Linked DNA regions of Homo sapiens: region 2 is linked to region 1. A link is an interaction called in ENCODE POLR2A ChIA-PET data of the cell type or tissue named here. Cell type or tissue: MCF 10A. All regions are shown on one strand.

Evidence for each region. Peaks named below come from ENCODE experiments on the same cell type or tissue, not always from the same donor. Only the 100,000 strongest peaks of a DNase experiment are listed, where the experiment ranks them.
Region 2: POLR2A ChIA-PET joins it to region 1 with 5 read pairs; 5 of 35 experiments call an interaction of 5 or more read pairs at or near these places.

What each region holds. Positions count from the first base shown.
Region 1 is chr2:237,403,570-237,406,069 of GRCh38, forward strand. All of the region lies in intron 1 of COL6A3 (collagen type VI alpha 3 chain), which reads right to left. Among named protein-coding and RNA genes, the nearest start is that of COL6A3, 9.3 kb to the right of the region's middle. In MCF 10A, no CTCF peak of the experiment used is centred here; no DNase peak of the experiment used is centred here.
Region 2 is chr2:237,201,249-237,203,748 of GRCh38, forward strand. No RefSeq gene overlaps it. Among named protein-coding and RNA genes, the nearest start is that of COPS8, 120 kb to the left of the region's middle. RefSeq lists an enhancer at 1-167. In MCF 10A, no CTCF peak of the experiment used is centred here; a DNase peak (open chromatin) is centred at 973.

The sequences.
Region 1 (2,500 bases):
AAAGTGACAGCAATGAGTGGTGATAGCGGCAGTATTGCAAAAGCTCAGCCCGATTTTTTTTCCCTTGCAATGGTCACTGCCTTTTGGACATGGATATATGTTAACACAATGTAGAAGAGCAGTCTCCAGTGCTTGTGCTGTGGTTTGATAATGCTCCCAAGCTTTAGCCCGGTCGCAGCACAGCAGGGCTCAGGGACCCCCGACAGGCTGGACTGCCTGTTCTCCTCCCTCCACTTAGGTTGACCCTACCCCCACCGTGCCACAGCCCCAACTTTGCCCCTTCACTCTCTAGGAATCCCTCAAGCCCATGCAACCCTGGGAACCTTCCAGACTTTTCCACCAAGCTCTACCTTTCTTCCCTACAGTCTGTTAGACCCATTCCTGAGTGTTTCTTCAAATAAAAAAAAAAAGCAATTGCAATATCTAATTTTTTGTATGACCTCAATTAAATAATGATATACACTTCAGAATAATATAAAAGTACATTTTATATGTGCTATTCTTGATTCGTTCTATCAAGCTTGAGCGTCAATTTTTTTTTAGCAAAGGTAAGCTTCCTGCTAGATTCTTTCTAAGAAAATGGCCTGTTCTTTCCAAAACAACCTGTATTATTGTAACTGGTCCAGATCAATGTTTTAATACGGGATCAACAGATTCAAAGAGTCTATGATCCTCCCACAGTTGAGTGCAAAATTGCATCTATGGATGAGGGTTTTTCTGGAGATAAGGGTCCATGTTTGTATGTGATTCTAAAAGGCAGTTGTGCCACTCCTCACCCCCCAAAAGTTTAAGCATCACTGCTTCAATTAAAAATTTTAATGCAAATCTTCTGGAAGATCCAGTTCGATTACTTTAAATGTTTAATCCATGTTCAAGAGGCATGATTTTAAGTGGTATTTTTGTTTGTGAATGAGAACACAAGAGTATTATAGAGGCTCTTTGTAAAGCATTCGGCTTTGTAATCCAGGTGGAAAAAATAGGACATGATAAGATGAGAGCTGTCTCCTCACTGTTGAGTCTGGGATGGGAAGAGCTGCAGACACCTGTGCAGGGAGCATTGACAAAGAGCACAAGTGAATTATGCCTTGAGCAGGTTTTGCTAATGGTTTTCTTAATCATTCCCATACCTCACACAGTGAAAGCCTTTGAATCCACTGATTCTGTCACATATAAAGCATTGAGTGGGCTCACTCTGGAGCAATTCCAAAATTACATTTCTCATCTTCCAGAGTGCTCAATACAATCTAAATAGTTACAAAATAAAATCCGGGAAGTCTAAGACATCACTCACTTACTTCAACCATTCTGAGTAAAATGAACTTTTAGTTCATTGAAAATCATATGTAAAGATTTTTATTTTCAAGATGTGAATCTTTGGAGGAGTAGCCCCCTCAGTGGAGATACTTCCCATTGGAACACAAAGTAATGGGATAAATACACTGTGCACAGGAATTATTTTATCCAGAATATATCCAGATATTGAGGGAAGAGGAGGGGAGGGAAGAGAAGGAAAGGAGCCCTTCCAGCTCTGAAAAGGACGGGAGATAATGCCTGTAGGACAATGCGTTATCCAGGCTCCACTGATGATTCAGAACCCATATGGTTTGACTGAGCTGAATTCCCAGGTGGGAAAAACGCCTTTGGCCCCACACACTTTCCTGCCATCATGCGGGAAGCAGGTCTTGTGGCTCGTGGGCTCCTAGCCCAGCTGTTGAATATTTGCTGATATTTTCGTTTGCAATTAACTCTCTTCTATTGTTTGTCATGTCCTGGAGTCTCCATTTATAAAAAAACGAAATTCCCTGGCAGCAAATTTTGGAGAACTTTTTCATTTAGATTATTAAAAGATGTCAAACACCATCTCACCAGATGACCACCCGCCCTCTTCAACAAGAGGGAATGAGGCAGCCATCCGCGCTCATTCCCCGACACCACCCTCCCGGAGGAAGGAGAGAGGAGAGTGCTGGTAACGTTTCCTGGGCTTCTGTCTTGTGGGTGGGATTTCACGCCCTCCTCCCAACCATCCGATGGCTGATTTCCCTCCATTTTATAGCTGAGAAATTGAAACCCCAGCAAGGCAAAGTGATTGTTCAAAGCTACATAGATAAAAACAACATAGAACCAGAACCCTAACCCAAGTTAGCATTTCCAAAGCTCATGGGAAGAACCCCGGGAAACCCTAGAGGCTGTGCCAGATTTGGCCCAGATCTCAAGGAAACTCCCCATGCCTTTTGGGGAAAAAATAGACTTCCTTGGTGGTGACACACCACAGATTCTATGTCAATGGAAGTCGGCTGTCTACTATCATTCTTTCAAATATGAAAAAAAGACTCAGAATTGGCTGCTTGAGATCCTTGGGCTGGAAGGGGTCTGTTCCTTCATCCTAGATTCTGTGTCCTAAAGGAAACAGATTCAATAAGAGACATTCATCACATTTTCATTCTCATCTTTCTGTTTAGGATTATTCATCTTTTTGTTTACTCTGCCTCATTCTAAAAAG
Region 2 (2,500 bases), 200 kb before region 1:
CTGGCTCTCTGCATCCCACTGCCCGCTACACCATCCACGCTGTCTTTCACCTGAGCCCAGAGCAGCTTCAGAATCTGAAGCAGACACCGTGTGCGCCTCACCCAGGTCCCCTCAGAAGCCCCTTTTTCCAGGTGATGTTTCCAGGGTCCTGGTCCCAGTTTTGCCTCCCTTGTTAGCACTGGCTTCTGCTCACTGGTCATTGGGAAGCTTCACCTCCAAGCTGTGGTGGCACCTGGAGACATAATAAGAGGGAAGGGGGAAGGGAAGCAGGGATTGAACCTGCCTTCCTCCTTGTTAGTGACTTTCCTTTTTTCTCTTTTCACAAATACAAATGTGCGGGTAGGACTCAGGGTGAGAAAACTCAGAGGACTGAGCTGACTCCACAGGGACCCTGAGGCATTCCTCGGCCGTCTTTACAGAGGAGCTGGGCCCCTGTCTCCCTCCCTCCAGGAGGACACGCACCACCAGTGAGGCAGCTGGGCTCTGGGAGTGCCCTAGGAGGACCAGTCCGGCTGGCTGGAGAGGAAATATTGCCCTTCGAGGGTGATTGTTAAAGTTTCTAGAAGTTCAATGGCCTGCACAGGCCTCCCAAGGCTGGTATACTCAGGCTTATTTCGCTGAGGGAAATAAAATTACCCTTTAAACACAACCACAACATTTCCATTTCTTGCTCTAAACTGAGTTGGCCAAGCCTGAACTCTACTTTCAAGCATTTAACTCTTTAGTGGAAAAAAAAAAGTCATCTGAAAACATTCATGCACGTGCCCGGCTCTGGCTCTGAGCCGTGGGTACTGTCTTGGAACTGTGGGAAATAGCATGTGGTGGTACCCTGTCTGGCCGGCCCTTCTGGGGGTGGGGTAGGGGAGAACCCATAACCAAGAAGCTGTGGGTGGATAGCAGGAGGCCCTGAGGGTGAGTCACCCGGTTTGCTGCCTTGCGGTCACAGACCTTTGGCTATTGTCACTGCCCCTGGGATGAGTCACACTGAGCCTTAGTGCCTCTGGGGCTCTGCGGAGCTGAATTTCTCCCAGTCCACAGGGTCCGGACATTTGTTCCTAATCTTTCACCCACCTCCCACTCTGTAAGTGACTGGAACTTCCCACTGGGGGTGCAACCACAAGCTAAGGACTGCTGACCTAAGGAAGAACTATTTTTGCTTTTGAAGACTTCAACATAGAGAATGGAAGTGTTTATGTTGTTGGCATTTGAATTAAGAGCTGAGCAGCCTTCTGCGGACATTATGGGTATTCCATTATCTCTGGGAATCAAAGGATATTTCCTCAGCTCCTTTGCCAAAGGCTTCCAGGCAATTCAACACCAGAGAACGAAGGGACAAAGAGCAGTTGCCCAAGTTCCAAGGAAGGGGGAAAGCGAATGGGCAGTGAGCTCAGATGGCTTTGCTTTCAGGCAAGGAAAAGCAATCTTCCATGAGTCTGCGATGATAGCATTCCCCAGACAGGGGACGTGGAGCGGTGACCTGTGGCTCGCAAGCCTCAGACAGGAAGCTCACACTTACAGACCCATCAGCCCTGTCCCATTCCATTTCTCAGGGTCCACACCTTGCCCACATCTAAGATACCCAAAGGTCAGTGACGCCCTTTCCATGGGTTGCCTGAAACTCTCAGCTGGGTCTTAACCCTCACCGTGCTGTTGGGACGAAGAAGCGTGGCTAACTGCATCTCACTGTACGAAGCCTGGGAGTTCAGAAAGCAGAGGCCAGCCCTCTTGTGGGCAGCACCAGGCAGGGGCATGTTTAGCAGCCTGTGGGGGGAATTCTAGCCCAGCCAGGTGGAATCTTGGGGAAGCAGGGTCCATAGAAGTCCTTGAGGGGTCAGTGAAAGTCTCCAATTCCTGACTCCAAGGCATGAGACATGAGAGAGAAGGGAGAGAATTTTCTGGACAGAGCTGTAAATGAAGTGGCACCGGTAGCTTCCTCTCTCCACAAGGCCACCTCCCAGCCGTCACTCCTGCTGCTTGAAAGTCAATCCCTTGGCACTACCAGCTGCTTCTATCATCTGCAAATCACTTTACTGCTCCCATCTCACAAGAGCCGCTTTTCCCTTCTGCGTTTAGCCATTCAGCAGCTGCGTAAGCGCTCACAAGAGCTGTTAGTATCACCAGCTTCCTCTCAAGGGCAGACTGAGGCCAGGAGGCCATGCAGCTTCCTAGAGTGCACCCATCTGGGTTGAGATGAAACCAGGATTTGGGCCATGGCAGTTGGATGCAGAGCCCATCACCAGGCTCCTGAGAATATCAGAGGGAGACCTGGATTGGGCTGGATCCCTTGAGGAGGGAGATTGTAATCCTGCTCCTGTTTTCTGTCTTTCTGTGACCTCTCAATTTCTGACACTGGCTTTTTCCCGTAGCATCCTCACCATCATTCGCTCAAATGCAAGTGAACTCCCCATGCTCCATGCTGGTACCTATCCTGTGTGATCCTCCTTAGCATCCTGCAGCTTCCATAACAAATTTCTCCACACTTGGTGGCTTAAAATGACAC